Linked DNA regions of Mus musculus: all the other regions are linked to region 6. Evidence: chromatin loops called from intact Hi-C (ENCODE). Cell type or tissue: heart. All regions are shown on one strand.

Region 1 (5,000 bases), 120 kb after region 6:
GTCCTGTGCACCTGATAGGTGACTTTGCCCTACCTGTAGCTCTGTCCCCCCTTGCTGGATGAAAGGTCCTGGTAGGGGCAGGAACCACCAGTGGAGACAGCCCAAGGACATCCTAACTCTTGCCTGCTGTTTCTTGGTGTTTTGACGGTCACCGAGGACTTCTGTATTGTCGGACCGTTGGCCACACAGAGACTCAGAAGGACCACTGTGCTTAAGGAACTGGGATTCCTGCTAAAGCTCCCCTTAGGCCCGCAACAAGTGCGTACCTCCGCTCCAACTGCAGAGTGAAACAATGCACAGGCAGCTTTGAAATCCAGGAGCTGCATCCTGGCATACTGGCTTGGGAAACAGGCTTGCTGGGAGCTTAAAACCGCATAGTTCTCTACTGTGGCAGGTCGAACATGATACTGATGGCAGGCTGGCCAAGTGGGCTGGGCTGATAACACTATAGAACGTTTACCAGTGGCCTGTGTACCAGATACACATATGGTCTCATTCAAACAGCATAAAAACCCATGAACTAAGTTCTTAGCCTGCCCCTTTTATAGATGGGGAAATGGAGAGGCCCTGTGGTCTACCCAAAGTCACAGAGCTTGTTTTTGCTGTTTTTATTATACAGAGTCTTAAATATTATTTAATACGTCCAGAACCTCTTCTTGGTTCACTGTGTCCCAAGCCTTCCACAGCATAAGGCCCAAGTCCTGGATGGCCTCGGAAGAATCAGGCCCCTTTAGCTCTTCCTTAGGAAAGGTCTATGGCAGGAAGATCTTCTGGAAGGTTCCTCGGGGAAGCATTAGATAGCTACGGGCCTGGAATCTAGGCAGAGAACCGGTCTGCTGGAGCTGAGCCAGGTGCAGGCCTTGTGAACCCACAGTTGTTTAATAATATTTAATGTTTTTACTGCCTAGCTTGCCTATTTGTTCCATCAGTGATCTGCCTCCAGCTGCCGGCAGGACACATCCCCAGCTTGTCCCTGCCAGCCCATCTGTCACCAGAAGACAGCTTTCATAGGACCTTTAAGAAGGGTGAACTTTTGAGGCAGAGACTAGTGGGGATAACCCCCCTGCCCCCAGGGCCTGGCTACAGAAGAAGAGTGTTTACCTGCCAGCTTCAACCTAGGAGTTCTCGCCCCGACCCTCCTCTGTCCCTCGTTCCCACCCCTCCACCCCTCTTCACCCTCATGTTTCAGCTCCCATCCCCTGAAATGGGCATGCAGGGTCACGCAGAACAGTCAGGGCCTCCAAGGGCCTTCAGGGTCCCAGGCCAGCCCTGTTACTGTTCTCTTCTCTGTAGCTCTGCTTGTCCTGTGGAAAGCAGGGAACTGGGAGAAGCCTGAAGCAAGAGAGAGCCCTCGGCCTCACTCTGTGGTCTCTTCTCCAGGGATCTGCCTCCATCTCCTCATCCCTCCACTGGCCTCAGTCCTTCCCTGGTCTGCTTCTTCCTGGTCCTCCCTTCCAGGCTGTTTGTCTGTCCTCCCTCTCAGCACACACTCCACTGTCCTGGCTCGAACCATCATGCTTTGCTGTGTGCTGCAGTCCTGGCTCGTCGGCCATTGCCCTGTACAGTTTCAATTACCCACAGCCAACTGCGGCCTACCAAGGGTAGTGTTTCTGTGGTCTGCAAAGAAACAGCTAATTAATTAATTTATTTATTAAATTTTATGTCTGTGTGTCTGTCTGTGTCCATGAGTACAATTATCCTCAGAGGCCGGAGGTGTTGGATCCCCCATGTCAGTAGAGTTACAGGCAGTTGCGAGTGCTGGGAACCAAACTCAGATCCTCTGCAAGAGCAGCATGTGCTCTTAATCCTCGAGCCATCGCAGGCAGCAGAAATCAATGGAGTATGCGTTTCTGAGTACCCTGATGGAATCTTGCTTTCCAGCTGGAGACACAACTCTTCCCTGCATCCAGAGAATCCACACTGTGTGTGCTACCCTCCTACTGAACACCCAGTAGTTACCTCAGTTGTCTGAGCAACTTCGAGGTATCACGGAGCTTGTGCAAGGCTTCAGGCCTATCTTAACTTCCCACTTCCCCTGAGGATAAAGGGGGCTGTGGTGTCTGGTTTAGACTTTTCTCTCATGTTTTGCGTTTCTGGAGAGACATCTCTAAGTGCAGGGGGCCTCATGGAAAAGGCAGATATAGCTTCCATGTCATGATGGGAGACCCCCCACCCCCAGGATCTAGTTCGGGGACTCACACACACTTGCTACAAGGGCATGAGTTCAGATTATGAGCTTTGCAACTTTATATCCACAGATAAAGTGGCATTTTCACCAGTCCTGACCTGTCTTCTGAACCCCTGACAGCTGGCATTCTCAACATGGGATTCTGAGTAATGCCCTGGGACCCTCATGTCCTATGTTTAGGAACATGATTTTTGAGAAATTTTGGGGGGTTTACTTAAATATCCAAAGGTCTTAGAAAGTCTGTACAAAAAACACCCGCAAGGTTCTTTAAGGCTACCGCAGACAGTCAGGGGCCAGTTCTCCCTGTGAGCCCTGCTTTCTTTACTGTCACACAGAGCGCTAATGTCTGCCTTGCTACTGTCTGCATACAGCAGGCGCTCATTTGTGTTGGATTTGGGAACTGACCCTGTGGTTCTGACCTAACACTGCCACCTTCTGGTGAAACTGCTCTGGTGCCAAAGGGCTGTTCCGGGTTCAGATCAGGAAGCAGGGGTTCCTCCTGGGCATACAGGAGAGGAACCTCACACAGAAGGGTCCACCCAGCTCTTCTGCTTTCAAGGAGCACAGAGCTCCATTGACCTGTGGCCCCCGTGCCACTGCTCCTGCCACCAAGCTCTTCCGTTCCTCTGGGACAGCTACTTCCCAGGGAGCAGACAGCTCAGAAGTTGTGTGGGAGGGTTCCAGCATTCGCTGGCCTGTAGACACCCCCTCCCCCCATAGCTCTCCCTCCTCAACAGGTGAAGGATCTTGTAAAGACTTATTTTTAGTTATCCTTTTCCTTTTTCCTATACATAACTTCCATGTATGCACCGTTTTCACTGAAAAACCCACAACTTTTGATATGCTTTTATTTTCACTTAACTCAAAATATGTTCTCATTTGCTGTGGGTTTTTTAGTTGTTTTCTCCATTGTTGATTTCTAATTATTTAGTAATGATAAAATAACACAGTTTGTATGATTTAAGCCCTCTTAAATTCAGTGACTTGCTTTTTAACTCAAAATCTGGTCTATTTTGCTCAATGTTCAAAATGTACTTGAAAAAAAATGTTTATTTGCTGTGATAGGTAAAACTTTCTAGAAAATAGTGATTACATCCTGTTGGTTGATAGTCTTACATTCCTTATGACTTTGGGGGCAGTTTACCTGTTCTACTATTGGCAGAAAAATGTTGACATTTCCACCTGGAATCATGGATTGTCTCTTCAAAAGACTCTTCTGTTCTCTCATTTCTGGTCTCTTCACTCCTCTGTGTAGATCTGAGTTTCTTTCCGGTATTTTCCTTGTGCTTATTCTGGGTTTCTTCCTGGGATGCTTTTTCCAGCTCCAGTCGGCTGCTATCAAGTTCTCTCAGCTTTGTTTGTTGGGGGTAAAACAACTCTCCTGCCTGGAGGACATCTTTGCTAGGTATAGAATATAGCAGGATAAGAACTTTATTTCGTTCTCCAGAAAATTAAACAATGGTTTTCTTCTCATCTGATCTGCTTACACAGGAAATCTGGTGTCATTTTATTTTTGTTCCTGTCTAGGTCCTCCTTTTATCTCTGGAAAAAAGTTGGGGCTTTTGTTGTTGTTTTGATTTTATTTTATTTTGTTTTGATATGTGTGATTACAGTTTACAAATCATTTCTTTTCTAATGCTTGTTTGCTTTGAGACAGGGACTCACTTTGTTGCTAGGCTGGTGTGAAACTCCTGAGCTCAGGCAATCAATCTCCTGCTTTATTTTTTAGAGTAGATGGGTTTTATAGTGTGTACCTCTGAGCCCAGCTTCCTCTACCTTCTAAAACATAAGTAGTGTGGCTACAGATGTTATTTTACTGTCAGTGCCTACCCTGTCATTTGAGTCACCGTGGACCCTGTTTCTGTTACATTATTTTTCTGCTAATGTGACCCCCATCCAATAGCATTTTTTACATGGCTTTTTTTTTTTTTTTTTTTTTTTTTTTGTTCAAGACAGGGTTTCTCTGTGTAACCCTGGCTGTCCTGGAACTCACTCTGTAGACCAGACTAGCCTCGAACTCAGAAATCCACCTGCCTCTCAGGTCCTGGGATTAAAGGCATACACCACCACTGCCCGGCTCTGTTCACATATTCTTGAGTTTTGTTTCCAAACGTGGTTTGTTACTGCAACAGTTTCTCATGGGATTTAGAAGGTGGGCTCTGTTCTCTGCTTTCAGTCCACCTTCCCTGATGTCAGTATTTTACAGAATCATGTCATACCAATCAAAACTAGGAAATTTGGAGTTTGGGAGACAGTTCTGTCAGCAAAGTGTTTGCTGCTGGAACCTGAGATCAATGCCCAGAGTCCATAAAAAAAAAAAAAAAAAGAGCCAGGCACTCACCTAGGCAGCATGTATACTAAAATTGGAATGATACAGAGATCAGCATATAGCCCCTGGGCAAATGGTGAGACAGAGATATGTGAAGCAGGGCATATTAATTTGTAATCCCAGGGCTGGGAAGGCAGAGACAGGCAGATCCCTGGAGTCCTAGCCTAAAGTCACAGCTGCTTAGCTTGGCATAGCTCAGGCTAGTGAGAGACCCTGCCTCAGACAGACAAGGTTGATAGCACATGGGAGGAACAGTTGAGGCTGCCCTCTGACCTTCACAGACTGGCACATGCATGTGTGAACAGTCTGCACCTGCAAACACAGGAGCACACACCCACACCCTGATGTCACCCATCAGTAGTTAGCCTTTGTAGCTCTCTACTTACGTTTGGTAGACACCACGGAGTCCATGCTGGTGCCTGGCTATCACACCTTGCTTACTCCACATGGTAACCTGTGATTTATGTTTTGAACTCAGGTGTG
Region 2 (5,000 bases), 210 kb after region 6:
GGTGAGCCAAACAGATAAACCTCAAAGAGCAGATTTCAGGCCTGCTGTCAGGACCACAGAAAGTATGGCTAGGGCCAGAAGCCTTCTCTTTGTCTCCAAAGGGTGGCATCACTCAGTCAGCTTTTTCTGGTTCTACAAAATAATAATAATAATAATAATAATAATAATAATAATAATAATAATAATAATAAGGAAAGCATCCCCAAGATAAAATATGGCTTTCTTATTTGGTGTGAGACACTCTGTGATTAATAAGGCAGGGGAAACAGGGAGAAGAGAAGGGCCCAGTGCAGACTGAGTGGATACAGAAGAAAGCAGACTCAGAAACCGGGGAGAGAACCAAAGAACTCCACCCAGGGCCTGTCTACAGATGCCAGAGCTCTCAGGAGCTCAGTGGTAAAACCCTTACTGTGAAAAAAGGGAAACTGAGGCTCAGAGGCACATGGAGGTCATGTGAGAAGACTCCAGGAGAGCAGGGGCAGGACATATGTCCTCCACCTCCTCTTCTAACCCTCTGTAGCTCTCAGCAGCCAAAGCACATGAATGCTGCAGAAGAATCTGAAGAAGAGGTTGCTGATTCGCCACAGTGGGCATTGCCAGAGCAGACACCGAAGCGCAGAGAGCCTGGATCCATCAGGATTCCGGCTATAGACAAAGTAAAAGATTGAGGAATTTTAAGGGGCATTGGATGACCACACAGTGAATCTACCAAACATTAAAGCTCATTTTAGGTTTTCCTAAATGCAAAACAGAGGGAAGATAGAGCAAAGTGGCCTATCTCCTAACTGTGCCCTCCCTTCCCCCACCCAAGAGAAAGCAGGAAAGTCACATGGGACCAGGCCTGGTGGAGGATGACCATTCAAGCCACTCTTGGCCAAGACCTAAGATGTGAAGAAGAGACACAGGCCAACCTTGGAGTAAGGTGCTTGGAGCTAGGTGGGGGCTCAGGGCTTCCTACCTTGGAGTTAGAGAAGAGGACTATCTGGTTCTGTCCAGTGGTGTTAGGGACTGCCAGGAGGTAAAGACATGGTACAAGGGTGGAAAGCTGCTGGCCAGGGACCATAAGGTCCCCAAGTGTCCTAGAACCAGGGCTTTCTCCAAGAAACCTGGAACTTTCATGAAAACATATTAGGAAGAGGTTTTATGTATCCTGTGTAGCCTTACCAGGACTTTAAGGGGCAATGGCTCCTTCCACCAAGAATGCCAGCTGCTCTGAATAATTCAGAAGCCAGGAGCACAGTGGCAGCCGGACTGAGCCCGGGGCACTTGACACCAGCTCCCAGGGGAGGACGATAAATTATTGACAGGATTCTGGTGCCCAGTTGGTGCTCTGCTGTGGCCAGTCTGTGAGCCCATCTGCACTTGAGGCCTCCTCCCCATTGCCCACCTACCTGATAATTCTGGCTTCTCCCAGGCTACTCTGTAGGGTTTCCATGAGGGCTGCCCTCTTTCTAATGGGTGTGCTTCTAGGGCCACATAAGGGATGTGTGGTCAGCCTGGGGAACCAAGACCCAGCTAGACAGTAGGTTGAAAAAATTCTTTACTGAGATATCAACTGTCCATTTAAAACTTTATTGTTTTATGGGTTACGATCTTTTATTTATTCATGTTTATTTTTTTGAGGAAAGGGGAGCTGTTTTATACACACACACGCATTACCACCACCACCACCACCATCACCACACCACCACTTTAAGATCTTCAAGGGTCAGTGACAGCCTGGCTCTGTTGCTAGCGCTCACCTAACAGAGAAGACCAGACCTGGCTGAGCCCTCTAAATGCAGGTCACACACAATAGCAAGGAGAAGAGACAGTGAGGCAGAGGGCCTGCAGCAATACAGAGCTGGATCTCCACACCAGCATGGAGGGTGGGGGTGGGGGGAGATGGCATCAGAATCTTTAAGAGGAAAAAAAACAGCACAAGACTTGCAGAGGTTGCAGAACTAGCTACCATCACATAACTACCGGGGGTGAAGGCCCCCTGAGGGACTGCTACATCTGATTCCAGAGCAGAACTCTTCCATAGTCTATGCCTCCTCCCTTATGGAATGACAGATCACATGTCCTTAGAGCTTGACCCAGGGGGCAAGGAATGGGAGATTGGCCAGGAGGGCGGTTTGCTGCATGTTGCAGGCAGTGAGGTGTGGACTAGCAGTGGAAACAGATTGCAGTATTAATACTGGTGTTGCCTTCCATTTCCTGTCTGGACGAGGCTTGAAAGCTTGATGGGAGGGGTCATTTCAAGGATTCGCACTCGCCAAGTTCTCCTCCCAAGCCCCTCCCGAGTCTAGGATCTCAGACTGTAAAGGAAAAGAAATGTAGAAGACATCACCAGAGGCTCTCTCAGCAACTGCAGGGGAATGGCTCCCTCCTGCCCCCTGGGGGGTGTTTTGTAACATTGCAGCACCTTAGTAGATCCTAGGCACCTCCTTTGGCTACTCTCGGGCGTTTCAGATTGAGAACAAATGTGCCTGAGTTCCAGCCCTCAGCAGTTGCCTGGCAGGGCTTACTGGGGTGACAAGGACTCACAAGAGCCTGTCAGCAAAGGCTCAGGGTAGGACAGCTTCTCCATGTGTGCCCCAAGTGGCAGTAACAGCATCACCGTGCTTGAAAGTGCACATACTCAGGGCTCTCCCACCGCCACCTCCAGCCTAAAGGTGTAGCCTGCAGAGTCAGCAGATCCCTCTGGGGGAACTGTTAGAATATTAAAATTGGGTGTGCTGTGAGTGTATGCACTGCAGAAACCAGTGAATGCTGCAAACCAGCAGTGACAGCAGGTCTATGAGGAGTTGGCGCATCCCCAAGACTCCATTGATGCCACTGATGAGCCAAGCACTTGAGGCCTTTACAAGGCCAGTGCGTTCCTTCATGCCCACTGCTGACTGTTGTGATCTCACCAACTTGGTGTTCTACCCCTTCTCTTTATAAAGACAGGACATAAACTCCCTAGCAGTGACTTGGGATCTCCTGGACCCCAGCTCAGGACTCAGTGCTCCACCCACCCACCATGTGTATCTGCAAAGTGACGAGAACCCAAGATGGGACTGGAAGCTTCTATGGAACTTCTCTGGGAAGAATCAAAAACCCCTAAGTCTTAACTTAGCACGGGGGGATGGGAGACGTGCGACTCAATGAGGCCGTGAGCTTGGGGGGCAAGCATGTCAGAATCATCTCTTACAGCTGTTCCCACTGTGTGCTCTTGACACAGCTGGGAGGACTGGAGGGGGAGACATACATGTTCATGTGTATATGTGCACATGTGTATACAAATGTATGTCTCCTCTTCCTCTCCCACCCCATGTGTGCACATATGTGCTTGTGTTGCACACATGTACGCAAGACGTCAACATTGGGTGTCTTTCTCTATTTCTATCTACCTCATCATTTCTTGAGACAGGGTTTCTCACTGAAACCAGGGCTCACTGATTGTGCCAGACTGCCTGGCCATCGATGAGCTCTGGGGCTCACCTATCTCAGCCTCTTCATGCTGGAGTTAGAGATGAGCACCTCTGCTCCTGACCTTTTGGGGGGAGGGAGGGAAGGAAGGAAGGAAGGAAGGAAGGAGGGAGGGAGGGAGGGAGGGAGGGAGGGAGGGAGGGAGGGAGGGAGGGAGGGAGGGAGGGAGGGAGGGAGACAGATAGGCAGGCAGGCAGACAGGCAGGCAGACAGGCAGGCAGGCAGGCAGGCAGACAGGCAGGCAGACAGACAGGCAGACAGACAGACAGACATACTAGGGATCTAAACTCCGGTCCTCACTTTCATGAGACAAACATTTCAGTCACTAAACTATCTTCCTAGCCTCAGAATTTAAACAAACAAACAAACAAAACAGTGTTCTCCCTTAGTATTTTATAAGCAACAAGCATGTTTTTGTCAGAACTCACTCATATTTGTCATTAATTAGTTGCGTCGCTGTCCCCTTTCTTGGCCCCACCTCTCTCTACAAACTTCAAGTAGCACAAGTGTCCCCCAGATTGCTTCCAAGTTTCACATACTGTGTGTTCCTTGAACCTCTTTGTCACTTCTGTGGAAATGGCATGAGTTCTCTGTGGGTCCAGGTGGATGTACCGCAGGAAGGCATCTCTCTGAGTCCTCTGATCCCTCCCAGGGCAACAGCTTTCCAGTCTCAGCATTGATCAGGCACCCACCACTGCTCAGCCATTGAGGACCCTGGTGTGTGGGGAACCGCAGATGGAGTTTAAATATAGAATACACAGGCTGTCCTGTGAAGACCACAAGTAACAATTGGAGCATCAGGTGGAGGGCGTGTCGGGGGGACAAGCACGTCATTTATGAAGTGAAATTAAGATCATTAGCTTAGCTTAGAAGAAAACTAAGACAAGAAAGCTTAGGTGAGTTTCCCTGGGCAGACACCACCCATGGAAGCATCCGAGCTGGGTTTCTGCTGCAGAGATTGTCTCTGGTGTGATTCTTTGTGCTTGTCTCCGCTATACAACTGAATTAGGGGGGACTCTGTGGTCCCAGGAGCTTATGCACAGCAAATGTGGGGTGGATGTATGTGTGGTGTTGGTGATGCTAGAGGCCTCTACTCCAGTCAGGAAGTAGAAGAAAGGAGTGCTTGTGTAGCTAGAGGTCTAGGCTGGGCTGTAGCTCAATGGCCAATCACTTACTTGTCCAGTATGATGCAGAGTTCAGTCTCCAACACACACACACACACACACACACACACACACACACACCCTGACACTGCCACCCCCGCCATCACCACCACCATCATCAGAAGCCTCGATGCCTTCCCACCACCTTCCATTATGGCATCTGGAAGCTTCCATACTGCAGGGGACCAGCTGCAGTCCCGGTGCTACGTTCCCCATCTCTATCTGTGGACACCACTTAGAATTCTTTCTTCTTCATTTCCAGGGGACACTTAAGGGGTCAGACAATCTCATAACCTCAGGTTACTGGGCTACTGTCTCCAGTACCAGGCTAGGGTTTTCATGTTTCTCTCGGTCTCTGTGCCAGCCAGACACTGAGATCAG
Region 3 (5,000 bases), 250 kb after region 6:
CCCTGTAATGTGCTGTTCATAACACAGCAGCCCTATGCCTGGATGCATGGCTGGCCAAAGGGGAACAGAGAATGGATATTGACCCCCTCTTGCCCCTTCAGCTGGATTCCTCTGTAAAGTGTAAAACCTACTCATATATGTAACGGCATTGGGGGGAGGGGAGCATGGCGTTGGGCAGGAGAGGCTGATGCTGAGCTTTCAGCAAACCAGCCCTGTTCCCTGCCAAATACCTTCCCACTTTACTAAGAAAGATGGAGGTAACACTATCTATCATCAGTGGGCCCTGCCCCTGCCCCTGCCCCTTCACACCCCATCCCCAAAGGCTACTCCCTGCAGAGCCTGACTGGCTGCTTGTGATTCTGCTCTGGAAGGTTATCCATTCTAAGAACCTGCTTCGGAGCGGCACCCTGGTGGGTTCCTTCAAAATGGATGTGGGGACTGTGTATTCCCAGCCTGGTGAGTAACCCCTCAAGAACTGGCTCGTGCATGCAGCTCCAGAACATGCTTGCTATTTGGCTCCTGGCATCCATCAAGGAGCACAGACACAGCCCACTGTCCATGAGTAGGGCAGCCACGGGAGTGGCAGTGAAACCGTGTGCACTCTACACACAGATGTAGGAGTCGTGTGCGCCATGTCTGATAGGTGTTTGCTCATTATGGGGGAAGGGACCTGGGAATAACAGTACAGAGAGGTAGCTCAAATACACGTGGTACAGGAGAACATCACCTCCCCTGTGTCCTATGAGAGCAGTTATACAGAGGGCAGTGAGAGCCCTGGAGGGGCCGTGCCCACCCACTGCCTCTGGCTGGCACCTGCTGAGCAGAAAAGACCCTGCTGTCCTTACAAAATCCCCATCACCCCCTGGCAGTTAAGAGGCCTGAGACTCACAGATGTGCCAGGGTTTGGCCCAGCCAATCAGCTAGTCAGGGGGATACCAGGGCATGTGGTATCCAACAAGTGAACCACCCAATCTAAGCGTGGTAACAACCAATGGCAAGTGTAATGCACAACTTTGGGGCACTCTGGGCTCTAAAATCGCTTTTCACAAGGGACCCCAGTTACCCTAGGAGCAGCTATGGCAAGAAAGGCTGTGTCTGATTATAATTCCACAGGTACCTATGGCCAGCGCTGTATAGAGTTGGTATGGGCACCCCAAGAGTTGGTATGGGTACCCCAAGTGATGGTCTAGAGCAACAGTTCTTAATCTGTTGGTCGGGACCCCTTTGGGGTTGAATGACCCTTTCACAGAGGTCACCTAAGACCGTCAGAAAACACAGACATTATGATTCGCAACAGTAGCAAAATTACAATTATAAAGTAACACTGGAAATAATTTTATGGCTGGGGGTCACTACAACATGGGGAGCCATGTGAAGGGTCACAGCATCAGGAAGGCTAAGAACCACTGGTCTAGAGGGCTTGTCACTAAGTGGCCAACTTGGGGATATCCATGTCCCTGAAGTGAAACTACTCAGAAATCAATAATTACCCTACAAGGCCCTTTGTTGGTGACAATACAATCTCAATCCAAATTGTCACATTTGACATAAATCAATTAAATAAATAAATCATAAATCAATTAAAGACACAGTAACATCCCTTCAGCTTTACAGAGGAGCCAATGAGCAGAGAGAAATGGGGAGGGGCTTGGAGGAGCCACTCAGAAGTAGGTGAAACAGTTGGCATTTTCTTGTGGCCCTAATAACACTCAGCTGGTGCCCACTGTAACAGTGACTTGTATCAGGAGATGTGAGTCTAAGACATGAACTCATGGGTCAAACCATTCCAGATGTGTGAGACCTCAAAACACCTGTAGGCTATCTGTCCAGATAGAGAGCTGGACTGGGGGTGTATCTCAGTGGGGTACTTGCCTGGCATAGCCAAAGTGCTGAGTTAAATCCTCTGCCCTCTATAATCCAGGTGTGGTGGCACACAACTATAATCCTAGCCCTTGGGAGGTAGAAGCTGGAGAATCAGAAGTTCAGGGCCATTCTTAGCTATATAGTAAGTACTGTAACTATGATTCATGAAAAGAAAGAACAAGCCGGGCGTGGTGGCGCACGCCTTTAATCCCAGCACTCGGGAGGCAGAGGCAGGCAGATTTCTGAGTTCGAGGCCAGCCTGGTCTACAGAGTGAGTTCCAGGACAGCCAGGGCTATACAGAGAAACACTGTCTCGAAAAACCAAAAAAAAAAAAAAAAAAAAAAAAAAAAAAAAAAAAAACAAGAAAAGAAAGAACGATGGATAGGCCCAAGGTGATAAGGAGATTTACCTTAAAGTAAGAGGGAGAGCCTGTTCTGATACCCAGGCCTTCCCACAGCCCCGTACAGGATGGGAGCCTCCTGGGAAGCAATGAGCTACACTTTGCTACATTGCTTCGCAGGAGACAAGCCCAGCCGTGCCCATAGGCTTGAGTGCTGCCAGGGTCTCTGGAGATGGTCTCCTCGCTAGGCCAAGCATCAGCAGACCTTCAGCCAAGATAGAGTGGGAACTTAGTATGTGCCCACAGTGATTGAGTTCTGATTGAGAAACTGCTGCTGAGGGCAGTGGTGGAGTGCCCCCTAAATCCCAGCACTCAGGAGACAGAGGAAGGAGGATCTCTGAGTTCGAGGCCAGTCTGGTCTACACGGAAAACGCAGCTGTTATGGAGGAGGTGGGTTCAGACACTGGACATGTTCCAGTAGGTCTAACTTCTCAATCCATGTAGACGTGGTTGTTCCTGTCTGACAGTAAGGAAATCGAGACTCTCCAAGTCCAAAACTACTGTGGAGTAACTGTCAGACAGAAGTTGAGCTCAGGCCTTTGTGGGCCTCTGCACTAGGGTAACCCACTCCCAGACTTACTGCTCCTCCCGGTAACCTTCCAGAGGCATGGCCAACCTTGGCTTGATTGCAAGTGCAGGAAATTGCTTGCTGCTGCCCTCTGCTGGAGATGAGTTGTAGTTGCCGTGGCCAGAGCTACCCTTTCCTTGGTCGCGGCTCTCCAGTTGTTCTTGCTTCTCCAGCTGGAGATTGCAGCCTCCAGACTTGAGGCCTCAGAGACTATGAACCCGGTGTGCATCCCACACAAATGCCCCTCAGCTGCATCCCTGACCCTCAGCCAACCAGAAGTGGGACACTCACACCCAACTCTATTTCATGTATGTCAGACCCAAATCTGCCGCCTGTATTTTTTGCCACCTATAATCTTCAGCCATGTTTTTTCAGGTTTATCTTCCAATAGCTTTTGGGTTTAAAGGTAAATTCTGTTTTGCCAGAATTGTGATCTTTCCTTGCCAAATTCACTCAGTTTCACCCAACCATGTGCATGCCTTTTCCATCTACCCACTCATACAAACATCCACTCCTTTGTCCACAACATAACAGACCCTGCTATAAATTAGTCCACCCACCATCTATTTACCCATACATTCCCAAGGCCAGCGGGCAGCCACACTCAGCCCTTGTCTGTCTCGCCAGCTCCTTCCTATTTATATCTGCTCAGAGCCATGAGGTCCAGGAAACTATGGCACCCTCCTCCTGAGGCCACCAGCTCATCAGAGGGGCCCCAGTGACTCCAAACACTAAGGTTTCCTGGCCCCTCAGCACCCTTGACTCTCAGTTGACACTGCTATGGCCATGACCGTCGTGACAGCTGGGCCAGCCGACCCACACACACACAGGCTGTATTCTGCTCCCTTCCCCAACCTCAACTCGAGGGTGCCACTGGGCTCAGAACCTTGGAAGACACAGGTGGGAAGGGAGGGGAGCGGGGTGAGTTCTGAGCCCCTGCAGATTTCAATTCCTGCAGGAAACTGTTAAGCAGGTCTCCCCACCTCGTACCTTATCACTAACTTTAAAATCAACCCAGTGGGGACAAATCTTCCTAAAATGCCTCCTTTGCTGACACTTGTACCTTTCTCTACACTGTCCTGTGGCCTGGGGACACCAGAAGGCACACTGCTAATCTCTGCACCAGTCTCAACATGGAGACAGGCATTGCGTAGGTGATTTCTGTGGTGGGGGGCATGCACACGGGACCCTGTGAGCACTGAGAGGTCAGGGCCTATTCCTCTGAAGGGGTCAGGGGACGCTGCATGGAAGAGGAGACTCTTGGATAAAATGATCCGTTTTCCAGCTAACTAAGGAGGAGGAAGAAGGCGAGGACATTCGGAGCAGACACAATGACCTAGAGTTTGGCTCTGTGTAAGCTCAGGAAGCAATGGGTACTTTGCCTGGACAGTCCTGGGGTGGTGGGACCAAGCAGGGAAGAGAGTAGCATTGCCACATGTTTGGCTTCACCTCAAGACACGGAGAGACTCAGAAGGGCTGAAAGGAAGAACATGATAGGTAAAGCCTCTATTATAGTAGGCCCTATCTAGCAGCTATGGGGGCCAGCTGTAGCAGGGACCACAGCAGAGACTGCAAGCTGTGAAACTGACTTGGAAGCAATTCGGAGTCCTGACACTTGCTCCTGGGCAGGGTCTCGCTCAGCCCTCTGCCTGCAGAGGCCCTCTGTCTTCACTGGCTGAATGCAACCAGAGCCATGGCCTTGAGTCTCCTGAGCCTGCAGCCTTGAGCTTGCAAGCCCTAGCAAGCACTGAGCTTGGACGCCCTGTGGAATCCTGGGATAGATGGTAAATGCAATGCCCTTCCACCTCTGCAGAACACCAGTTCCATCACAAATGGGCCATCCTGTCAGACCCCGATGACATCTCTGCTGGGTTGAAGGGTTATGTAAAGTGTGATGTCGCTGTGGTGGGCAAGGGAGACAACATCAAGACACCCCACAAGGCCAACGAGACGGATGAGGACGACATTGAAGGGTGAGGCTCCATCTCCCCTAGAGACCTGAACACAAAGTTCCCCCAAAGGAAGCTTGTAGAGTGGTCTGAACCCAGAATTCTTACCATTAGCCCCCTTACTTCCACACTTCACCCTGCCAGTCTCTCCTCTGGGGCCCAAGGCAATGTGGTCACCGGGGTTAATGGAAGGTAGTGCTTTGACATCTAGACTTCCGG
Region 4 (5,000 bases), 410 kb after region 6:
TTTGCAACCCCAGAATGCTGGAACCACCAGCATTTCTTGGGGGTTCATGCCGTGCCAGACTCTTTTCAACCCTTTCCAATATACTAAGCACAAGAGAAACTCACACTTAGGCTAAAGAGCCTAAAAGAGAGGCTGAGTAGGGTTTCAACGACTCGTCCAAAGCCAAAAGAAGAAACTTGACTTTGGCATCGCGTTTCTATGTACTCCAAAGCCCGCGCGCTCTTTGCACTATACAGTTTCTTCTAGTGCACAACGTCTTAACCTGCAGTGCCAGCGCTACGAGCCTCAGTGAAAGCCCTTTTCCAGGGGTAGGGTGGAGTGCATCTGCATTAAGGCCTGAAAAAGTCACTTCCCTCCCTTAGCATCCGCTAAAAGACCATCCAGATCTCTGAAGTTGTAAGCACTGAGAGGCATGTGAGAAGCTCATTCAAACGACGACCAAAAGAAGGGAACAACACCCTCTCTGGGAAAGGCTGAAAACCCGCCGCAGTGACAATTAATAAGGAAAAGGAGAGAAAGGAATTTCTTCACCCCACTCTCTAAGGAAAAGGCAGTCTCCCGCGGGGTGCCAAGACCGGGCGGCCGGCCTAGGATGCTCCCAAGCTTCCCGACCGCGACCTCCCGCCCCCAGAATCCCCTTCAACAACGCCCGCCGGCGCGCCACGCGGCAGGCGCAAGGTGACACGGACCGCGCCGGCCCCTCGCCGGCCAGGGCGCGGCCCGGGCGCGGGGGAGATGGGCGACCGCCTGCTCGCCTTCTCTACCTTGTACTTGTCAAAGCCCGACAGCTGCTCTGGGCTCACGTATTCGTAGCCAGCCATGACGACCCGAAAACTGAACGCCCACTCCGCAGCGGCAGCGACACTGCGCGACAGGGCAATGAAACAGGAGCAGCACACGGCGTTGTGCAGAGCTAGGAAAGCCTGGGCTGGTAAAGAAGGTAGAGGCGCGCTCCGCCCACCGCGCACGCGTAGCGCACCCAGTGCGCAAGCGCAGCCCCGCGGCTCCCGCGGGTAGGGACACCGCCCCTTACACGGCCCGCCCCCAGCACCGCCTCAATCCAATCGGCACGGGATGGCCATCGCCAAGTCCCGCCCCTCCTACCGTCTTCGTCGCTTCATTTGCCAGAGTCAAAATAGGTGAACTGAAGTAAGAGGAGGAGTGAAAGGTCAACTTCCCAGCAGCCTTTGCTCTTGTCTCTGCTATAGGAACCCCGAGTGATTGTGTGGGATGCTCGCATAATCTTGTGGCCCGGGTGAGTGTGTACGGGGGCGTTCGAGGGGAAGGGCGGAGGCAGGTGTGTGCCACAGCGGGCTGTGAGCGCCTGGAGCTTCGGGATCCTGAAATGATGATGTCGGGCGAACGGGAAACATCGAGTAATCCAAAGGGACTTGAAAATCAGTCCCTTCTGATCCATGATGCTTGTGAACCTTGGACTGCCTCGTCAAATTCCACTGGTTCAGCCGGTGCGAATTCCAATTGCTTAAGTCTCCTCGATTCCCCCATAAAACCATTGATCTCTCAATCTCGACGGGGCCCTGTGTTTACAAGGAGTGATTTTACAACTAGGGCCCAGTGCATTGTAGAAAGAACACGTCACCAGTGGTTAATATGTGTCTAATAATAGGAAATGTTTAATAATTGCTACTTTTTATTGCGTGCCTTACGTGCAGAGAATTTTGCATACATCATCGCCAACCCATTAACTTTGAGATGAGAGGCATTTGCCCCATTTCCCTTAGCACACAGTCCGGAGTTGTGTATTCTCCAGTACCAGCAAGAAATTCAAATTACAATGCCTATCCAGAAGCACTTATTTGGTTGGAAATGGTTAGCCCAATTAGAAATATAGCCCTATTAGAAACAGATTATCAGTGAGTCTAATAGTTCCCTTGTTCCCTGGAATGAGGGCAATTAATTTGAAATCTCCACTTAAGTTCCTTGGAGTCATTCACTTAACAAATTGCTGTCAGGACCTAAGATATGCTAAGCACAGTTTCCGGCTTTTTTGAGACAGGATCCCATACCAGCTCCTAGCTAGCCTGGAACTCACTATTCAGCCCAGACTAACCTCAGATTCATGACAATATTATCAATATCAAGTGTGAGCCACCACACCCACCTCTAAAATGTACAGTTCTTAATGAGATGATGCATATAAAGTGTCCATTAAACCAACATAAAATCTTTGCTATGTAGTTTTTCTAGTCAATATAAATATGACAAAAAGAATCTTGTCATCAATTTTTTTTTAATATGAGCCTTGCACCATTCCATCTGAAATACAAACCATACTTAAAATACTTTAACTACTTGTGGAAAAACATTTAAAAGTGACAGGATAGGGCTGGAGAGATGGCTCAGCCGTTAAGAGTAATGACTGCTCTTCTGGAGATCCTGAGTTCAACTCCCAGAGGTGGCTCACACCCATCTGTAGCTCCAGTTCCAGCGAATCTGATGCCCTCCTGTGGCCTTCAAGGACACTGCATGCACAGGATGCAGGCAAACACACACCCATACGTGTAAAATAAAAAGTAATTTTTTAAAAACTTACACAACTGCAAACTAATAACAGTACATGAGCTACACATTTATTATCCACTTTACATCGGCTCACAACCCCCCTCCCTCCTCTCTTCCCAGTCCCACCCACCCTTACCAGTCCCTTCCCCATTACCACCCTACCAGAGCTGAGTGTGGCTGTGGACCCCTACAATCCCAGCTTTCTGGAGAGCTGAGGTGTAAGAAGAATCACTGTAGCCAATGTTGACTTAAACTCATGATCCTCCTGCCCCAAAGGCAATCTAGGAAATATTTTTTTAAAGAACAATTTTGAATGTTTTAAAGGACTCTTGTTACCTTTAATTATGTGTGTGAGTATGTGCACGTAAGTATAGGTGCCTGAGGAGACCGGGGCCATCTCGTGTCCCTGGAGCTGGAGTTAGAGGCGGTTGTGAGCTTCAGGACGTGGGTGCTCAGGAGGAACCCTGGTCCTCTCTGCATAGCAGTCAGCACTCTTAACTACTGAGCCATCTCTCCAGCCCCACAGCTTTAAATTTTGTGACAGCGAGTAGTTGCGGTTCACTGCCTCTCCTGTGTGGATGGTTGTTAAAACTTAGAATCAATTATAAATCCTGAGATCTTAAACAGAAATAATACAGAACTTTGTCTGGCCTTTGTCATCTTATACTTGTTATCTGAGGGATCTTCAACAATTCAATTTCACTTTGCCCCAGTTTTTTTTTTTAATTAATAACATGTATTTGTGGGGGAGAGTGAGCATGGATGGATCAGAAGACAGTTTTCCACAGTTGATTTTCTCCTCCCAACTTGTGAGTTGTGGGGAATCTAACTTATGTTATCAGGCTTGGCACCAAAGTGCCTTTACCCTTTAAGCCATCTTGCCAGACCTTAAGGTCTCTTGTGGGAAGCCGCCCCCACATTCGCCGTTACAAGATGGCGCTGACAGCTGTGTTCTAAGTGGTAAACAAATAATCTGCGCATGTGCCAAGGGTAGTTCTCCACCCCATGTGCTCTGCCTTCCCCGTGACGACAACTCGGCCATGGGCTGCAGCCAATCAGGGAGTGATACGTCCTAGGCGAAGGATAACTCTCCTTAAGAGGGACGGGGTTTCGTTTTTGCTTTTGGGGGGCTCTTGCACTCTTGCTCCTGAAGATGTAAATAATAAAGTTTTTACCGCAGAAGATTCTGGTTTGTTGCGTTCTTCCTGGCCGGTCGCGTGAACGCGTGTAAGAGTTGGTGCCGAAATCCGGGAAGAAAGAACCCAGGACGAAAAAACCCAGGACAAGAAAACTCGGGACGGGAGTTAACCATCACCGGCGCAAGGAAGATCCCTCATTCCAGAACCAGAACTGCGGGTCATGGTAATGAAGTGTTCCCATAAAACAGACTGTTGAGAAGGATTCAACTGCATGAATTCAGAACTCTTCAGCTGGGGAACAGGGGTACCAGTGAGTACAGCTTTACAAGGTAAGTCTGGTCTTAAACTTTCTAACGAAATTCAAGACAGTCTATCAGAAGTAAAGTGGGAAATAGCTTTACAAGGTATGTTTGGCCTTGAACTTTTTCTAGTGTTAGGAGCCTTTTTGTTCTTTTTCACATGTTATCAAGTGATTAAGGTAGGGCTAAAAATTCTGGATGAAATTCAGGGCAATCTATCAGAAGTAAAGCGGGGAGAGAGAGTAGGAGCAAAGAGGAAATATGGTTCACAAAATAAGTATACAGGCCTTTCCAAGGGTCTTGAACCCGAGGAAAAGTTTAGGTCAGGTAAGAATACCTGGGGAGAGATTAGAAGGAAGGAAAAGAAAAAAGAAAAAAAAAAAGATCAATTAGCGGAGGTCTCTAGGAGAAGGAGCCTATACTCATCACTAGATGAGCTCAAGGAGCCAGCTCTTAGTAGCTCTGAAGCAGATGAAGAATTCTCCTCTGAAGAAACAGACTTGGAGGAGGAAGCAGCTCATTATGAGAGAAAAGGGTACCAGCCAGATAAAGTGCTAGCTAATCAGTTAAGGAAAAAGCCAAAAGCGGCTGGCGAAGGCCAGTTTGCTGCTTGGCCTCCGGGCAGTCGGCTTCAAGGTGCACTTCCGCCCTATGCGGAGCCCCCGCCCTGCGTAGTGCGTCAGCCCTGCGCAGAGAGGCAATGCGCAGACTCATTCATTCCCAGAGAGGAACAAAGGAAAATACAACAGCCATTTCCGGTCTTTGAAGGAGCCGAGGGTGGGCGTGTCCACGCTCCGGTAGAATATGTGCAGATTAAAGAGCTTGCCGAGTCGGTCCGTAAATATGGAACCAATGCTAATTTTACCTTGGTGCAGTTAGACAGGCTTGCCGACATGGCACTAACTCCTGCCGACTGGCAAACGATTGTAAAAGCCGCTCTCCCTAGTATGGGCAAATATATGGAATGGAGAGCTCTATGGCAAGAGGCTGCACAAGCGCAGGCCCGAGCAAACGCAGCTGCTTTGACTCCAGAGCAGAG
Region 5 (5,000 bases), 51 kb after region 6:
ACCTGCTGTTAAACTCAGGCAAGTGGCAGTGGGATGTGAAGGAAGGGGCCCAGACCAAATCTGTCCTTTAGGTGGTATCTGGGAGTCCTCTCCCCACTGCTGGAGAGCAACAGAACATCAGAGCAGCATTCTGCAGTGGACACAGCATAGGCTGTGTCCAGCTCTGTCTTTTACCCACTTCCTCTCCTGTTGACTCCCAGGAAAACACTGCCATCTTGCTATGGGTTTTGCCAAATGGCAATGAGTCCCTGGGAGTTGGGCCAAGGGAAGGGGGTGGGGGTCAGGATGAGAAGGGGTGGGGAAGAGGAAGAAGATTCAGCTCCCGGAGGCATCCCAATGGCTTTGGGGCAAGGTGGGTTCCCAATCTCAGAGTCCAAGCACGTCAGGGCTGGGAAGAGCCCTTGACATCCTTTTGGCCAACCTCTACATGTTGGGACATGAGCCCAAGATCCAGGCAGCAGAAGGAACTTGACCAAGGTCGGTCATGCAGAGGTGGTGGAGCTGGGCTGCAAATCACAGGGTCCTGGGAATGGTTACACTGTGTAATCCTGGTTGGATACTTCAGCAACACGGCAAAGGGCCTGTCTTGAGGTGCTTTTCCTGGCAGACATCTATTTGTGCTCTCTCTCTCTCTCTCTCTCTCTCTCTCTCTGTGTGTGTGTGTGTGTGTGTACCTGTGTGTCATGTTCTCAGAGGAGCTGGGTGTGTGTATGGCCTCCTACAGCATGATCTGCCCTGGCTTTGGAAAAGAAGTGGAGCCATTCCCGTGAGGTGACTGTTTTACTGGGACACTGGGGAAGAAGGCTAACAGGACAGAATCTGGATTCCAGCCCCTGATCTGCTGCCCTCAGAGAATTACAGGCCCTGTCTGGTGCAGCCCAAACTCATGGAGGTGGACACACACTCACACTCACACTCACACACCCACACGGACACACGCAACCCACCCCCCTCCCTAGCAGCACTCAGTCGCAGTTAGAGAGTGGCCCCGTGTGTCGCGGAGTGCAGCTTTCCGGCATCTACGTGCCTTCCCAACGCCCAGCAGGTGTGGACACCCGGGTGCCCAAGCCCAGCGTCAGGGACACGGAGGAGTGGCGCTCTCTCCGGCCCTTACTCTGGATGCCCAGCCCCAGGGCCTAGCCCGGCCACACCCCTCCTCCCGAGCCTCGGCCGGCCGCTCCTGTCCCTCTCACACACTTAAGTCCCCTGGGGTCCTCGCACAGCCCGGCAAGGCCAACTTAGGGCTGGCCGGACTGGAGACAGGTCGAAGTCAGGGGTTCCCGCAGAGCAGACACACCGGGCTGAGCCCCGGCCACTGGGAGCGCGCGGGTTCGGCGACCCGCCCCGCTCCGCAGGGACCCCTCAGCCGCGGGCGGCTCCCCAGCATCCCAGGTCCCCGCCCCCGTCCCCGCCGGCGCGGCGAGTGTAGTTACCGATGGTGGTGATGACGGTGATGGCGAAGTAGAAGGAGCCGGCGAAGCGCCACTGCACGCCGGCCTTGTGCGGCTTGAGGCGCAGCACGACGCGCTCCAGCTCCTCGTAGCCGCCCTCGCTGAGGTTGTAGCGCGCCCGCAGCTCCAGCTGCCGCAGCTCCAGCCGCTGCCGCTCGATCATCTCCGGCTCCGACTCCAGTGCGTCGAACACCGCGGCGCCCACCAGCAGGTAGGTGAAGGTGCACACGATGAGAGCCAACGTGCGCACATTCTGCCGCTTCATCGTCCCTCCCGGGTCCTCGCCGGCCCTCCGGCGTCTCCGGCCCGCGCCCCGGCCCCGGCCGCCGCCGCCGCTGCTGCCCCGGAGGCGGCCTGGGGCATGGCTGCGCTCGCGGATCTCCACGCCGGGCACCAGCTCCGCACCCCGGGGCCACCGCCGCCGCCGCCACCGCCGCCGCCGCTGCCGGCCGCCGCGGAGCTGTCCCTTCAGCACCACCCACCACCCTCCTCCGCCCGCCCCCGCGCCCGCCCCCCGGCCGCGGGCCGCCACCTCCCGCCTGCCCTCCCGCCCAGCCAAATAAGGACTGGGGAGCCGTGCCGAGGGCGGGGGGGGGGGAGGGGGGAGCAAGCGGGAGAACCCGGGCAGGACAGAGGCGGGAGAGAGAGAGCGAGAGAGAGGGAGAGCGAGAGCTGGGGGGGGGGGGTGAGCAAGATGGGAGAGGGAGGGAGAAAGAGAGAGAGAAAGAGAGAGAGAGAGAGGGAGACAGAGATCCAGCCCGCCAGCCCCAGAGAAAACTAGGCAGGAAAACAGATAACTACAGGGAAGGGAGAGGACCCAGGGTAGGGGCCTCTGTGTGTGTGTGTGTGTGTGTGTGTGTGTGTGTGTGTGTGTGTGTGATGGAGGAGACTAACCACACAGACCCAGGAAAAGAGGGATCTGTCAGGAAAATGCGGTGCAAACGATGCAAAGAGAGGGACAGACTGAGACGGGGAAACTTGTGAGTGCTGGAGTACAAATGTCCTGAAAAGGGGCGGAAAGAGGAGAGGAAAGGGCAAGACCCCAAGCTCCCAAAAGCAATCCCTTTTCTCCACCCTTGCCCTAGTCATAGTGCTGAGGCTGGAGGGGACCTTGGGTCCCACTGGCTCAATCTTTAGCCCATGGATAAGGAACCTGGGGCATAGGAGGTGAGCTGACACATATGACACACTTGGAGAGTTGGGGGAAAGACCAGGGCTCAGTCCTCTCCACTCAGATCACATGACCCTTCCTGTGCTCCAGCGTTTGGCTTATCTTAGAAACTGGCAGGGATCTGCTGTGGCCCAGGACACACAGGAGCCAATACCCAAGGGAGAGCTTTCTCTCCGAACACTGAGTCCCTCCCAGGTTAGCACCAGGCACTGGGGACTGGCTGAGAAAGCCTAGGCTGGTGGCTGTGACCACTTACCCCATCTTGATATTGATGGCCCTTGCCCTACACCAGCACAACAGGCTTGACTTGGGCATTGCAACATAGAAAACAAAGGATGCCACCTTGTAGCACAGCACAGGATTGGGGATACAGCTAAAACTGGGGTTGGGGTAAGGGCATCCAGACCTGGTAACTCTCTGACAGACTGAAGGAACTGGCATAGGGGTCCCTCTGCCTTAGTTTCTTCATCTGTCAACCTGGTGTCTGTGGCACTGAAGAGGAAACTGGCCAGGCAGTGGGAACTCAGGCAAAGTGTCCCTGCCCCTCTTGGAGCCTCCTGTCCTTATCTCTGCCATGAGTTGTCATGGCAGATGATCCCTGGGGCCTTACTCAGCTCCAAACAGCACTGGACATGGATGGGCTGAGAGAGCAGAATGATCGGAATGCAAATCCCAGTGCCAAGAAGGGTCAAACAGCCCTTCACAGGACCCTGGCATAGGCCGAGCAGAGAGTTGTGGAAGAGACCCAAAACTCATGGCTCAGGAGGTAGCCAGCGGGGGGGGGGGGGGCACCATCTGCCACATTCTGGGCTGGGATGTCATTGCCAGATACCACTTTGTGTCCAAAAGCACCTCAGAAGAGCTACCTGCCCATTCAGTCCACAAGGATGCAACCCTGTATCTTTCAGAGTATGCTATACCTGTGACCTTAATCTTTTCCTTGGTCCTCAAAGGTAGGTTTGCTTATAATTAGGACTGTTTTATAGATGAAGAAACTGAGGCTAACAGCAATACAATCACCCAGGGTCACTGAGTTGGAAAGAGACTTCTTGTCTGTTTCTCGAGCTCACATTCTTCTCCTTGACAGTCTTCTCCTTGAGTCCTTGAGCCTTTCTTTCTCCACCTGTAAGATGGGTTTGATCATTATGTATTAGTCTCCTGAGCAGTTGGCTGTAAGGAATCAAAGGAAGTCACATGTTTGCAAGGAGAATAGGTGAGGTTCTCTAGTGACCTTTACCTTTTTTAAAGACTCAGGCGTCTAGACCAGCACACCTCAATGAGGGACCTGTGCCTCCTCTCCCCACAAAGGAAGGTCTTTCCTTGGCCTTGTGGGCCTGTTGGGGATCTTTGTCCCTGGCATCCTTTGGCTTCAGGAAGAAGAGCCATGCCATTCCCAGAATCCCATGCACTTCTGATGTGCTGGTTCCCAGTCAGGATCCTCCCAGGAACCATTTACTCCCAAGATCTGTCTGTCTGTGCAAGTGACTTCCTTAGGGCTGGGCTTTAGTGGGGATGCTGTCATGTTTTTCCCACTTCCGGGTGCCAACCCCAGACTGCTATACAAATGAAAGGCAGTATTATTAAGTAAAAGAGGTTTAGGGAAGGGGAAAGCTGTCTTTGGGGCAAAATATTTATTATTAATTTAATTGTTCTTGTAGCTCTTGAGAACTAAAGGATTCTCAGATGTCCTCTCTCTCAGCTTTCTCATGTTACAGATAAGGAAACTGAGGCCTGGACAGTACTGAGAAAGGCAGTGAGGGTCCTACAGAGGGAAGCAGTGCTTACAAGCTTCTGTCATATCCAGGACCAGAACACCTGTATTGCATGTCCTGAGTCCTGGAGGGCAGCTTGCGTTCCCCTGTCCATCCTGTCCCTTGCAGAGGGAGGGTTGGGACAGAGGAGCACAGTCAAGGTTTCTGATCAACCCCTGGGACAGCAGGCACCATTTCAGCCATCCTCTTCCTGGTGAGCTGGGTTGGATTGCATCAAAGACCCAACAGCATACCTCAGTATCTTCTGCACGGGACCCTCGGACCTGCCCACACCTGCTCAAAGTCAACCTGTTTCTGCCTGTGTTTGCAGCAGCATTAGAGGTCAGCTGCCCCCTTGCCACATCCCTAAGTGGTGGATTCAGACCAGAAAATATCAGCATGCCTTCCATTTATAACATCCCATGCCCTTCCTGGCCTGATTACATCTGTTTGATCCATCCTCTTGAGAATTAGGCAAAATAGGGATAAACAGCCGCTTCTTTGAAGACTAGTTTGTGAGGAAAACAACTGCCACAAGGTTAGAGTAAATTGTTTGGGATTTACCATTAGCTACCATGCCCCACTGTATACTAAATATTACACACAGTCATTTCCAGCTTAGCATGC
Region 6 (5,000 bases):
ATACACTGCTGGTGCCACAGCCCAGTTACAGAGCCGGTTCTAGCTGGCTTGAGATGTAGAGCTGGTGTGGAGGAACTGTGATTCAAACGGGCTGAGCAGAAGTCCTAAGGCAGAGCTGGAGCCTGTGGGATGCATTGGATGGTTGGCCGGCTGGCGGGCGCCCATACAGTCAGGAAAGAGGGTTGCTTTCCCCACTTGGTTTGGCAAGTTTGAGGAGTTCACTAGCCTGTTTTTTATATATTGTTTTGTATTTTATTTGTATAAGCAAGTCACTTCTTAGACTGCGTCTTACGGCCTCTGCTGGCTGGACTCTGGTTCTTCATTTACATAAACAAGATGCTGGGCCATGCTGCTTTAGCATTCAGCATTCAAGACAGAGCAAACTGGTGCTCTGTGAGACAGATAACTCAAGGCAAGGCATAGCCAGAAAGACACTGTGCTGGACAATATTTAGTGACTTATAGCAGCTGCAGCCTGATCTCCACAGAAGTGAACAGGAAGGAACATTAATCAACACAGCTGTATCAGGAAGACAAGGCAACCAGTGTCTTTAGCCCTGACATGTTTGGAAGTCACTATCCCACTTTTGAATAATTGACAGGAACCCCTAGATGGACCAGAGCAGGGAGGCAAAGAGCACAGCCTCTTGATCGGTCTTGGTTAAAGTGTGATCAGGCTGATCACTGTATTGGGAATAGTCAGGTAGCGCCTTGACCTCTGTAGAAAAGTTGCTGCAGCCAGGGTGGGGTGATTCTTGTCACAAGATGTTTACCTAGCAAACCTGCTGTTTCTGGAACCCAAGAGGATTGCTGGAGCAAGAGGCAGGTGTAAAATGGAGGCAGAAACATCAAGTTTTCATCTTTTGTGTTTATCTTTATTATTGTTTGTAAATAAGGGTTTTATTATGACCCTCTCATAGTGCTTGTTTTCCCTCCCATCCCCACTGCTTTTCTTTCTCATGTCCGTTTTCTTCTTTCACTCCTCTCTGTGTGTGACACAGTGAGTTTAATCAGGGTTGTTCACAGGCACACAAGCACCTACACTCCTGAAGAAAATGCCTTTGCTTCCACCAGACTCTGCCAGCTGTGGATAAACTATCAGATGGGGTGTAGCCTCTCGAGCCCCTCCCTGCTCCATGACAGGATGCTAGCAGGTCCAACCACAACAGCTGCTGAGTTCATGCTACACCGTGTTTGGACATCAGTATCCCGCACACGACTCTCTCCTCTCTCTCTCTCTCTCTCTCTCCCTCTAAAACATTTTACCTATTGTATGTGTGTGAGCATGGGCCACAGTGCATGTGTGGAGGTCAGAGGACAATTGGTGTTTTAGTGATGTGAACAAAAATCCAATACAAACAAGATAAAATATAAAAGGAAAACAGCCTGTGAGTGCAATCCTACGATCAGGACAAGAGGAAGTTTCTCTCGGGACCATGAGCAACTGCTTCTCATCCATCACCTACCCTAAAGAAGTGCTAAATCACAGAGAACACCCTTTTCACCTGTCTAACAGCAATTTCATTGATTTTTAAAGAAGATCTCCTTTTTGTATTTATTTATTGTGTATGTGCAAATGAGTGTGCAGTCACTTGTGTGGGTCAGAGGACAACTTGCAGGAGTTGGTTCTCCCCCTCCACCATTAGGCCCTGGGGACTGAACTCAGGTCACCAGGCTGGGCTGCTAGTGCCTTAACTACTGAGCTAGTTCATGGGCCTGAGTGGACAAGATGATAGTTAAGATGTTGGAAGCTGATACACTGGTGTCAAGACAGTGTGTGACCTCGGGAGAGGACAATTTGACTATGTCTACAAAAGTCACAAGTGTACACCCCATGTCCTAGCATGGGGCTGCCATGTGTCCCTGGGCACTGATAGACATTTTGTTTTTTGGGTTAAGAGCTAAAATGGATCCTAATGGGAAACTGCAGCAGACCCATGTCTGTTGTATTCTAACTCGTTTCCCCACCCCACAAATGTTCATTATTGGGGTGAATATTGGGAGATCCTTGATGTCCTCCAGAGCATCAGCAATCACCTAATGTCTATTAGGAAAGGATTAACTAAGTGGTGTCAACCCCATGCACTGCACAGTGTCACTTTATAAAAATCAAGATGTTCCCTGTGTGCACAGCAGTGTTGAGAGCACTATGTATGTTTGGTGTTGCATGGAGAGATGCAAGGATCTACAGGTATTTGAAAGTATATGGAAAGTCTGGCTGGACATGTGGAAACTGGTAATTGAGTGATGGTGTCCTGGGGTGAGAGACTCCTTCTTCATAGCATGCATTTTTGTGCCTCTTGCATTTACACCACGTGTAAACTTACCTATTCATAAAGGTAACAGAATAAAAAGTTTACAGGAACAGATAGTGAGAGCGTCCTGCACCTCCTTTAACTCACGTCTATCAGAACTGAAGGCTGCACCCTGCTCCTAGACACTCAGCTTGCAGCAAATTAGGAAAGCATGGCTTGTTGCCTAAGAGTTGCGTCTGGATTCTGTTTTGCTGTGTAACATAAAGCTGGTCACTTCCTCTCTCTGAGCCCTTCGGCTGGGCCACCAGATGTGGACAGGCTTCTCCCACATCACAGGCTGTTCAAGGTCTACTAGGAGCCACCAGATGGCGTGCTGACCCTGCCACTGGAGGATAGACGTTGCTGTGCCAGCCAGCCTTTAAAGCCGGTTGTGGGTCACCTGAGGCAATTTTGGTACTGAAGGCAAACCCCCAGCAGAGACATTACCTTGGACATTAGGGGGCGATTTGCTAGGTCTGAGAGGTTCAGAAAAACAAGAAAGAGTACCAAGGTTTCAGTTTCCTCAAGGGTCAGAGGGGAGACAACACAGCCAAGCCTCCGTAACCAGAATGGCAGGTGGCACAGCCAAAAGGTTGAGAGAGCCGGGGTTTGAAGGAGGCTTCTGTCTATGCCTTTCACGGTGGAGTCAGAATCCCGGAGAGCCTCATATATGTAATCAGGACTGAGACAGACTGTCGGCTTCTCTGAGACTTAGATTCCTATCTGTAAAATGGGTATAATATCGTAGCTCCCATATGGGGTTACTGTCAAAAACGTGTATGCAGTTCTGCAGGTAGCTTGTGCCCTGGACACATTAAAGAATTAGTATATGTAGTGATCACCCTTATAACTCACAGGATGGACCCTCTTCAGAGGGGTTGATGTCCATAGACCTCTGGGAGGCAGAGGGGCTTCTGGGTGGAAGAAGCATAGCCAGGGTTGTCTTCCCGTACCGCACTCGGGTCACTGGATTCTCAAGCAAGTTCCTGGCTGGCAGATACAGACGTTCTTCAGATTTTTCTTTTTATGGGGACATGTGAGGAAAGTAGTGAATGTCTTTGCTTAAAAGCAGCTCTGTTTAAGGGCCATCAAGTGTAAACACCGTGGTCTAAAGAAAAAGGATGGCCTTTTAAAGGAGTCTTTGGTCAAAGCTTCATTTAAAAAATGGCTGGAAACCACTAGGACTGCTAACATTTGATGTTTAGTGACTCAGAGCCAAATGACCTCTTCCCCACAGCAGAGGAAAGATGACAAGTGGGCAAGATGCCACAGAGGGACCCTCTCGTCCGCCCGAGAGAGGTGCTACAGCCCGGGTGGGTGGGGGCCTCTGCTCAGGTGGGTGGGGCCTCTCTCAGGTGGGTGGGGCCTCTGCTCAGTTCCTCTCCTGTCCCCTGAGCACAGCTTCCTTCCACTCTGTGGGCCTTGAGGAAAGGTCGCTTGCTTTCCCCCACAATTGGCCCGTTGTTCTATGGAGGTAAAGCCTCCTAGAAGGGATCCCCATCCCAAGCCAGGGATTCCCAAAACATTCCTGTTAAAATGGAGCTTCCTAGCGTCCACTGCCCAAGGTTTCTCCAGGGACAGGGTTGGCTAGCTCACTCTGGCAAGTGGAAGAGACAGTTTTAGCTGGCTGAGGATCAGCCTTGTGTGAGGGAAACAGGGCAGTGGCTAAGAAGATAGCACTGAAGGACTTTGGGCTGATGAGAATCAGCTGAGCCCCCATGATGGTGTTGGCTGAGTTGGTGAGGCTGGGTCATTCTATCCCGAGACCATTAACAGCGGATAACCCAGGCTAGCAGGTGGCAGGAAGAAAAGAGAGCACTGCATTCCAGGGGAGTCATTCAGCAGCCTCAAGCTCTCTTACCTGTAAGATGGGTACAATCTTAAAAGTGTGTGGCCTGCAGCAGCACCAGTCGGAACAGTTGTCCTCTCCGTGATAATGACAATTGCACTTGAACCCATAAGCCTCTGCGGCTCAGGTCTAGGAATTCCCCAGTGTTGTGTGTGCAGAAAAAGGGGGTGCTAAGCGGGAATCCCCTCCAACAGTGACCACATACTCTTCTCTTGTTAAAGACTCTCTTCTTGATGTTCAGAGCACGGAATATGGACTTGTGACCTCATTCTTGCTCCTCTTTAGGTTCTGCTTCCCGATGGGGGGTGAGACAGGTGGGTGGGCAGGTCTCCTCACCTTGCCCAAGCACTGTCAAGGCATGAACAGTGAGAGGTCTCCTATATTCCCACCCTGCTGCCCAGTCACTTGGGCCTCCCCAGCTTCATGGGATGCAGTGGACAGATTCTGACCATAAACTGTCAGGCCAGAAGGCGAGAAGTTCTCTCTCTCTCTCTCTCTCTCTCTCTCTCTCTGGCTTTGGGACACATTGCTTCAGTTTTCTGTACTGAGGATGGATCTTCATTTGCAAGAGAAGGTTAGGACAAGATGGTCCTATCTTTTTCTTTTTTCAGTAGTGGCAAACTCAGGGAGGCATTGAAAAAGTGGCTCTTCTGCACTCTCTGTAAATTCTGCAGATTTCCTCATGCTTCTAAGACCCCCTCCACGTGGGCCAACCAGGAGGCTAAGCTCCTTCATCCTAAGCCTTTCAGCTGTGGGGACTTTAGACAGCCACACCCACCTATGTGTGGAACCTTCACTTCTGCAGTGGGCACTGTTTTGCATCCCTGCTGGCTTTATGGGTTTAGGGAAGAGTGAAAG

What was found. A loop is a pair of places that touch in the nucleus more often than their neighbours do. Peaks named below come from ENCODE experiments on the same cell type or tissue, not always from the same donor. Only the 100,000 strongest peaks of a DNase experiment are listed, where the experiment ranks them.
Region 1: a loop joins it to region 6, with 10 times the contacts of the local background. A loop is called at or near these places in 40 of 42 quality-filtered maps.
Region 2: a loop joins it to region 6, with 10 times the contacts of the local background. A loop is called at or near these places in 23 of 42 quality-filtered maps.
Region 3: it touches region 6 in a loop (3.0-fold over the local background); 11 of 42 quality-filtered maps call a loop at or near these places.
Region 4: a loop joins it to region 6, with 2.4 times the contacts of the local background. A loop is called at or near these places in 2 of 42 quality-filtered maps.
Region 5: a loop joins it to region 6, with 5 times the contacts of the local background. A loop is called at or near these places in 7 of 42 quality-filtered maps.

The regions. Positions count from the first base shown.
Region 1 is chr5:30,514,206-30,519,205 of GRCm38, reverse strand. The region is part of intron 3 of Cib4 (calcium and integrin binding family member 4); the gene reads left to right. Among named protein-coding and RNA genes, the nearest start is that of Gm40272, 29 kb to the left of the region's middle. In heart, a CTCF peak has its summit at 2,625 (motif pointing left); a DNase peak (open chromatin) is centred at 2,635; H3K27ac peaks cover 2,106 bases.
Region 2 is chr5:30,421,117-30,426,116 of GRCm38, reverse strand. The region is part of intron 3 of Otof (otoferlin); the gene reads left to right. Among named protein-coding and RNA genes, the nearest start is that of Otof, 38 kb to the left of the region's middle. In heart, a CTCF peak has its summit at 2,382; no DNase peak of the experiment used is centred here; H3K27ac peaks cover 324 bases; H3K27me3 peaks cover 282 bases.
Region 3 is chr5:30,389,577-30,394,576 of GRCm38, reverse strand. Otof (otoferlin) reads left to right here. Exons shown (of 47, transcript NM_001286421.1): 11 at 372-456; 12 at 4,646-4,805. Among named protein-coding and RNA genes, the nearest start is that of Otof, 70 kb to the left of the region's middle. In heart, a CTCF peak has its summit at 2,922 (motif pointing left); no DNase peak of the experiment used is centred here; H3K27ac peaks cover 356 bases; H3K27me3 peaks cover 403 bases.
Region 4 is chr5:30,228,580-30,233,579 of GRCm38, reverse strand. It overlaps Selenoi (selenoprotein I), which reads right to left and starts at 999. Exons shown (of 10, transcript NM_027652.3): 1 at 765-999. The coding sequence starts at 821. In heart, CTCF peaks have their summits at 947 and 2,476 (motif pointing left); a DNase peak (open chromatin) is centred at 1,059; H3K4me3 peaks cover 2,012 bases; H3K27ac peaks cover 1,727 bases.
Region 5 is chr5:30,585,033-30,590,032 of GRCm38, reverse strand. It overlaps Kcnk3 (potassium channel, subfamily K, member 3), which reads right to left and starts at 1,863. Exons shown (of 2, transcript NM_010608.2): 1 at 1,434-1,863. The coding sequence starts at 1,716. Gm9899 (predicted gene 9899) reads left to right here and starts at 1,414. Exons shown (of 4, transcript NR_040427.1): 1 at 1,414-1,662. In heart, no CTCF peak of the experiment used is centred here; DNase peaks (open chromatin) are centred at 1,169, 1,962, 2,742, 3,162 and 1 weaker place; H3K4me3 peaks cover 2,502 bases; H3K27ac peaks cover 3,091 bases; H3K27me3 peaks cover 2,094 bases.
Region 6 is chr5:30,635,857-30,640,856 of GRCm38, reverse strand. No RefSeq gene overlaps it. Among named protein-coding and RNA genes, the nearest start is that of Mir5625, 9.6 kb to the left of the region's middle. In heart, a CTCF peak has its summit at 2,609 (motif pointing right); a DNase peak (open chromatin) is centred at 2,596; H3K27me3 peaks cover 687 bases.